2 separate regions of the Homo sapiens genome follow, and region 1 is linked to region 2. Evidence: chromatin loops called from intact Hi-C (ENCODE). Cell type or tissue: ovary. All regions are shown on one strand.

What was found. Hi-C counts contacts between places; a loop is a spot of excess contacts. Peaks named below come from ENCODE experiments on the same cell type or tissue, not always from the same donor. Only the 100,000 strongest peaks of a DNase experiment are listed, where the experiment ranks them.
Region 1: a loop joins it to region 2, with 4 times the contacts of the local background. A loop is called at or near these places in 1 of 110 quality-filtered maps.

What each region holds. Positions count from the first base shown.
Region 1 is chr4:5,191,087-5,195,086 of GRCh38, reverse strand. The region is part of intron 3 of STK32B (serine/threonine kinase 32B); the gene reads right to left. Among named protein-coding and RNA genes, the nearest start is that of STK32B, 140 kb to the right of the region's middle. In ovary, no CTCF peak of the experiment used is centred here; a DNase peak (open chromatin) is centred at 2,116.
Region 2 is chr4:5,130,662-5,134,661 of GRCh38, reverse strand. All of the region lies in intron 1 of STK32B (serine/threonine kinase 32B), which reads right to left. Among named protein-coding and RNA genes, the nearest start is that of STK32B, 81 kb to the right of the region's middle. RefSeq lists an enhancer at 43-641 and a silencer at 1,106-1,400. In ovary, no CTCF peak of the experiment used is centred here; no DNase peak of the experiment used is centred here.

The sequences.
Region 1 (4,000 bases), 60 kb before region 2:
AAAAGCAAACAATCCCAAAAAGAAAAAAACCACACACTTTGATATGGTTTGGATCTGTGTCCCCATCCACATCTCATGTTCAATTATAATCCCCAATGTTGGAGGCAGGGCATGGTGGGAGGTGATTGGATCATGAGGGCAGCTTCTCACGAATGGGTTAGCACCACCCCTAGATGCTGTCCTTGTGATAGTGAGTGAATGAGTTTTCATGAAATCTGATTGTTTAAAAGTGTGTAGCACTTCTCCTCCTTCATCTTGCTCCTGCCATGTAAGACATCTTTGGTAACGCTTTGCCTTCTACCATGATTGTAAATTTCCTGAGGCCTCCTCAGAAGCAGAAGCAGCTACAGTTTCTGTGCAGCCTGCAGAACCATGAGCCAATTAAACTTCTTTTCTTTATAAATTACCCAGTCTCAGGTATTTCTTTATAGCAGTGAGAGAACTGCCTAATACACAATTCTACTATGAATTACAGAGAATATAATTAAAAATAAAAACTAAGGAGAATTCCTAAGATCGACGCATTGAAGTTCATCTTTCAATTGCTCTGGCGCATACATTTTCACAGTAAACTCAGCATGTTATGGGGTAATATATCACCCATGCAAAGGGCACTGTCTTGTGTTGGGATCTGAGGATGAGGATGAGCAAAGGGCAAGGTCCCTACCCTTGAGAATCTCCGCCCAATGAGAGGACAGATGGCTCCTCATTTCTTCCACCCTGTTCTTTCTGAACTTCTGAACATACTAAGTCCCAAGCTATGGACCAAGTACAAATATCTAATTCAACATAACATACATATGATCAAATGCTTACATGTGCCAGATACTATTTAGGGGAACACAGCAGAGAACAATATACACAGGACCATTGGTCTCAGAAAGCTCACATTTTTTTTCTGAGGATGGAAAAAATTTCTATAAAGAAGTAAGAAAACACATTAACATCAGAGATGAAAAGGGGCTGTGCTGAAATCAAACAGGCAAGTGAGAGAGGGAGAAGGCCTATGAGTGGACAAGTCCAGATGGTTTGGGACGGCCTCCCTGAAATGAACAAACTGTGGACCCTCTTTAAGAATGCTCAGATAGAACATGTGCAAAGCCAAGCCTGAGAGGTGCAGGAGCATGAGAACGCACGCCCTGCCAAGACAGCGGAGTAGGGAAAGGATATCTGCTTCTGGAAGGAGGTGCCCAGCACAGATGTCTCTGAAGGATGTGGGTTCCTGAATGCAGCAGTCTCTGTAAGCTTTCAGTTCAATGTGTCCACCATCCCGCAAACGCACTTGTGTTCTGAATCAGCAAACACTCTGAAATCCTCGCACATTTGTTGGGAACAATGGCCCTCGTGTCATCACCTTCCAAGATATTTCTTCTAGTTTCACATATGTGGCTGGAAATAAAAACCCAATCTCACTTGTGAAGAAGCCTCTGAGGCTATGGGCTGTTCTGCAAGAGCAGGGGCCAGGACATTGGCACCGACTCTTCCAGGATGCAGCACAGCCGGAGGAGAAGCAACTGGCACACCTGTTATCCCTGCTGACCATCTCTGCAGGCTGCATGACGCAGAGGCTTCCACGGCGCCTGGGAGGCAAGGTCCATGGTGGGAGATGCTCAAGCTTGGAGTCAGACAGAGATAGGTTGAAATACTGACTCCTCTGCTAAAGGCCTAAGGATCCTGGGGGAAGTACTCCACCTTTCTGGGCCTCAGTGTGTTCATCTACTAAGCTGAGGTACCGGTTCACGGCATTCCCTTTCATTCACATTTGCAGGGGAAGAAGGTTCATGATCTGCCGAGCAAGGAGGATGAGGGGCGAGGGAGAGGAGATGAGGCCCAGTCCTGCAGAGCAGCAGTGACACAAGCTGAGAGCGGATTCCAACATGCTCTTAAGGGTCAGGTTCAGAGAGAGCTCAGGAGGCACGAGAGGACAGTGGCCCACCCCGGAGCTATCACCTCGTCACCCTACTCTCTGCCCTCATTCCCCCAGGCATGGGCAGCCAGGCCTTATAAAGTGCAGTGGCCGGGGTTCCTCTTCTTCATGGGCCACAGGGAGGGAAGGCACTGGGAGGCACTGGGGACCATCCCCCCATTGCCGACAGGAGGAAGAAGAGGCGATCCGAAGGCCGGACTGGGCACTTCCACCTATGTGTGTTCCTAAAAAGGTCATGCTCATAGAAGCAGAGAGTGGAACGGAGGGTGCCAGGGGCTGGGTGGAGGGGAGATGCCAGTCAAAGGGCACTATAAACTGTTAGTTACAGGAGGCGGCGGCCCTGGGCTCTAATGTACAGCATGGTGACAACAGCTGGTAAGAACGACTTGTGTACTCGAAATTTGCCGAGAGTAGAACTCGGTGTTCTCACCACACACAAAAAAGGTGACTGTGTGAGGTGGTGGATGGGTTAATCAGCTTGAGTGTGGTAATCATTTCATAGTGTGTACACATATCAAAACATCACGTTGGATGCCATAAATATATACAATGTTTATTGGCCAATCCTACTTTAATAAAGCTGGAAAAAAATTGTTTCATTTAAAAATAATATCCTATTGTGATCACATTTAAACTGATGCTGTGAGTCAGCTTCACTATTTCCGTTAGCGATCTGACTTTCTGTAGCGTGTGTGTGTAAATGTTATGAACTCAGAACAGCCTGGGGCTAGTGTCTTCTAAATAAATTGCACCTTCTGCTATGTTTTTATTAATAAAGCACCACTATTACTTTGGGGTGGAAAAGTCTTGAGCTTGATCTTCCAGGGCCCCGAGGACCAGGCTGCTGTGTTGCACAAGGTGTCCTGGAGTTGTACACAGCGGGGGTCTTGCTGGGAATTCAATAACACGAGGAATGTCTCAAATCCACAACATTCCCTTGTGATAGGTTTTCTAAGAAAATGTCATCATTTTGGACTCAGGACCTTGCAATGTGATCCTTCAACTGATCCTGTCATTCGGTGCTGGCATCTCAAAGTGTTCTCCACAATAGAAGCCCAGGCGGCCGTTTATCAGTGAAGCATGCCTCCCTGGCAATGGATGTTCACTCCGTGCTGTTTTCTATGTCTCTACAGTTGGGCATGAGTCCTGATGCCCTGAGGCACTGTGCAGCCTCTGGTTGGACAGGGAAGGTGAGTGGGGTTGCAGGGAGCATGTGCCATGCCCCTGTTGTATTCCCCCTCCCTCAGCCCGTGCCGGTCATGGACCTGGGAGCACAGTAGTTAATATGGATTTGGAATAGGACATTTTTCTTTAACCATTCATGTGCTGCCTTCAATTCTACAAATTGCAATTTATTTTGTTAAGCCCGTAATTCTTTTTTTGATTTGATCACATAGTCTGAGTGATCTATCTCCACTCATCAAAGTTGGCTGTGCTTGGGCCCAATTCTCAGCCGACGAAGCAGGCTGCGGGTGGTCAACTTTCAGACTCGCTGAGCAGGAGAGACTATCTAGGCTACCAGCTGTCAAAATGTTTGAGCAGCAGAAACCCTTCCTTAAATGAAATCAAATGTAGAACACCAACAAGTTAAAAAAGGAATGCAGGAGGCAAGGCGCGGTGGCTCACACCTGTAATCCCAGCACTTTGGGATGCCGAGGTGGGCAGATCACGAGGTCAGGAGATTGAGACCATCCTGGCTAGCATGGTGAAACCCTGTCTCTACTAAAAAAATACAACAAAAATTAGCCAGGCGTGGTGGTGTGCGCCTGTAATCCCAGCTACTGGGGAGTCTGAGGCAGGAGAATGGTGTGAACCCGGGAGGCAGAGCTTGTAGTGAGCCGAGATGGCGCCACTGCACTCCAGCCTGGGTGACAGAGCGAGACTCTGTCTCAAAAAAAAAAAAGGAATGCAGGATAAGGCAAGGCAGAGGCCTGGTCCACAAACTCAACCCCATTAGCCCCCAAGTGACCCTAAGGAACTTCCTGGACCCCCTATGGCACCATGGAAACCAGGGAAAACCAGAGTTTAAGGTTTTTACTTCACAGCAGAGAAAACAGAGGGCCAGAGAAGGAA
Region 2 (4,000 bases):
TGATTAAAATTGTTTTGAATAAGTTACAGTATTTAAAAATTAGACAATGTCACCCCCAAATCCTGGTTTCTGATATGCCTTAGTCTGTTTTGTGTTGCTATCACAGAATGCCACAGACTGGGTAATTTATTTATTTTTAATTATTTTTTCACAGTTCTGGAGGCTAAGAAGTCCAAAATTAAGGTGCTGGCATCTGATGAGGGCCTTCTTTCTGCATCATCCCACAGAGGAAGGGCAGGAGAGCGCAAGATAACAAAGGAGCAAGAGGGGGCTAAGCTTGCTTTTGTAATTCACTCTTGTGATAACTAATCTACTCCCATGATAATGACAGCAGTCCCTTCATAAGGGCAGAGATTTCATGGCCTAATCACCTTTTATTAGGCCTCTCCTCTCAACACTGTTTCATTAGAAATTTAGTTTCCAACACATAAACTTTGGGGAACACGTTAAAACCGCAAGAAATTGGAAGATTTGCCAAAAAAATCTGGGCCTGCGATGCCCTTCCACAATATTCTCTGATTCACCACTGTCACACCTGGCCCAGTTTATGCATCTCTGTTTCCTGCCTGATTCTGTAAGCATCTGAGGTATGGGTCATTGGGCTGCAGCAGAGAGAGGTCCTATCTGTTGATGGGGAGAGAGTCAGGCCATGGATGAAAAGGAGGGTTTGGTGTTCCCTGGACAAAGGTTTAAACAAAGTTTTAAACCCAGCCCCACTATTTGAGTCAGTGTGAACCTGAGGACGTAAGTTAACTTCCAAGCCTTGATTTTCCATTTAATAAAATGGAGGTAGTGATGCCTGCATCCCCAAGTCAGGATGACGGCCATAGACAGTGACGTAGCAAAAGGGCAACTCAGTAAACAGAAGCCACTGAAGAGTGGCCACCCAATCCCCTGGTCCAGCCATGGGCCTTCAACCTAGTCACTTAACATCTCAGAATCTCAGTTTCTTCATCTGTACAATGAGCTAACATCTCTCTAAGATTTTTCTTGGAATAAGACTATTATATAATCAGCATATAATGATGGCGATTATTTCTGAGTTTGTCTCTCCTTAGTACAGAAATAATCCAGGTAACCAGATGACCCCTTAACAAAGAGCCACAGTCTTGTTCATTGCTGAATCCAGGTGCCAGGCAGGTAGTGCTGTGTTAAGTACTCACTCAAGATAATGACATATATGCATGAATGAATGACCTACATTGAGTAGTGGGAGTATGGGTAGGGAGCTCTCTGAGGGAGTGGGAAATGAGATCACCCTCTCTACAGGAAATTGTTGATGTTTACACAGAAAGGGGGCTGACCAAGCTGTGGCAGGCATCTATCATGAAAAGCTTCCATTAGTCACTCATTCAAAAAATATTTTGGGGAGAATAAATACATTTTTACTGAGTGGGTATACACTTGTTGAAATGATGACTGAGTATATGTTGCCTTCCAGGCCCTCTACTACGTACCGGGAACCAACAGTGAACAAAACACACAATGAACCTACAACAGGGGAGCTGACCTTCTGGTGCAAGGAGACAAATCTGCAATTCAATGGCAGAAAGTGGTAAATTCTGGCCAGGTACAGTGGCTCATGCCTGTAATCCCAGCACTGTGGGAGGCTGAGGCAGGTGGATCACTTGAGGTCAGGGGTTCCAGCCAGCCTAGCCAACATGGCAAAACCCCATCTCTCCTAAAAATACAAAAATTAGCCAGGAGTGGTGGTGCATGCCTGTAATCCCAGCTACTTGGGAGGCTGAGGCAGAAGAATCACCTGAACCCAGAAGGCAGAGGTTGCAGTGAGCCAAGATCACACGACTGCACTCCACTCCAGCCTGGGTAACAGAGCAAGACTCTGTCCCAAAAAAAAAAAAAAGTGGTAAATTCTATGAATGAAAGTAAATCCAGGTGTATGAATTTCCAGGTGCTGCTATAACAAATGGCCATATACTTGGTAGGTTAAATAATATCAATTTATTATCTTACAGTCCTGGAAGTCTCCCTGGGCTGAAATCCTGCTGTCAGCAGGACTGTGTTTCTTCTGGAAGATCTTGGGGAAAATCTGTCTGCTTGTCTTTTCAGCTTCCAGAGGTGTCACATTCCTCAGCTTGTGATCCCATATTACTGCGACTTCTGCTTTGGTTGTCACATCTTCTCTCACCCTTATGCATCCCCTTTTATTTATTTTTTATTTTAGGTTCCGGGTGCAAGTTCAGGTTTGTTACTTAGGTAAACTGCATGTCACAGGGCATTGGTGTATAGATTATGTCATCACCCAGGTAGTAAGCATAGTTCCTAATAGGTAGCTTTTTGATCCTCTCCCTCCACCCAGTGTTTGTTGTTCCCCTCTTTATGTCCATGTGTTTTTATTGTTCAGCTCCCACTTATAAGTGATACCCAAAGAAATATAAATCATACTATAAAGACATATGCACACAAATGTCCACTGCAGCACTATTCACAATAGCAAAGACCTAGAACCAACCTAAATGTCTATCAACAATAGACTGGATAAAGAAAATATGGTACATATACACCAAGGAATACTACACAGCCATAAAAAGAGGAAGATCATGTTCTTTGCAGCAAGATGGATGGAGCTGGAGGCCATTACCCCATGCAAACTAACACAGGAACAGAAAACCAAATGCCTCCCTCTTATGAGGACTCTGATTACATTAAAGGCTACCTGTACAATCCAGGATGCTCTCCCCCATCTCAAATCCTTCAGTTAATCTCATCTAAAAAGTCCCTTTTGCCATGTAATGTATACAGATTCCAACATTTAAGACACAGTTATATTTGAGGAGCAGTTATTCTTCCTTCTACATCAGGTAAGGTGATAGTGATTGTGTTGGGGGCAGGAGCTGCAATTTTAGACAGGGTGGTCAGGGCAAGCCTTTCTAAAAAGAGGATAATAGAGCAGATCCATAAATAAAGTGACAGAAGATGCCATGCTGATATGAGGAGGATGGTTATTTCAGGCAGAGAGAACAGCATGTGCAAAGGCCCTTGGCAAAAAACATGCATGACAGTCCCCAGGAGCAGCAGGCAGGCAAGGATGGCTGGACTGCTGTGTAGGAAGGAGAGAAAGTGGGAAAGCCAGGGTCAGAGGAGAGGTCATGAGCTGGCCATGCAGGGCTTCACAGGCTGGGGTAAGGGCTCTAGGAAGTTTTTCAAACATGATGAGAAAGTACTACAGGGTTCTGAGGAGGAGAACGAAAAATATGGTCTGTTGATGTTTGTTTAAGCTGTTTGGAAATATTCAAACTTCAATCAAAGCATCTTAGATGTAATCAGGTGGAGATAAAATTGCCACATGACGGTAACTAGGGAAGCAGGATCTCAGTGATTGTACAGCGATCTCAGCCTGCCTGACGAAAGCTGATTGAAAAGATGGGGTGAGTGGTCAGACATCAGCCTGGAAAAGGGGGAGGCAGAGCAAGCCCTTAGTGCTGGTGCAGCCTGTGCACACGTGGGAAGCAGTGAAAGGGGCATTCTCATTACTGGATTTAGGTCTGTTCTCCTCAAATTTTCTGAGTTCCCTGATAGGAGTAGAGGACTTCAGATGTGATGGCTCTGCTCCCAAGGATCCTCTGCCTAGCAGAGGCATGCCCAGGTCCTGGCAGACATCAAAAGGGGGTGACGGGTGCAGCGGCAGAGTCAGGCACAAGGTCAGGGAGAAGAATCCACTCCATCCTCTTGGGACCATCAGGGAAAGTTTTGAAAAGCACAAGACACTGAGCATATACATGAGGAATAACAAAAATTTCCCAGGGGATGAGAAGAAGAAAGGATTTCAGGAAAATCTTCAACAGTGGCATGAAATAGCAAGATGAGTTCCAGGAACAGCAAGACAGAAGTATGAGTGGAAGGGATGAGTGGGGCAGGGTGGAGGAAGGATTAACCCACTGGATTGGTAGACATTTCCTCAGGCAGGAATGGGTCAGGCCTCAGCAGCGCCTTAAAAAACCATTGCTCAAGCGGCCTCACCTCCCTTTGTTTACCAAGT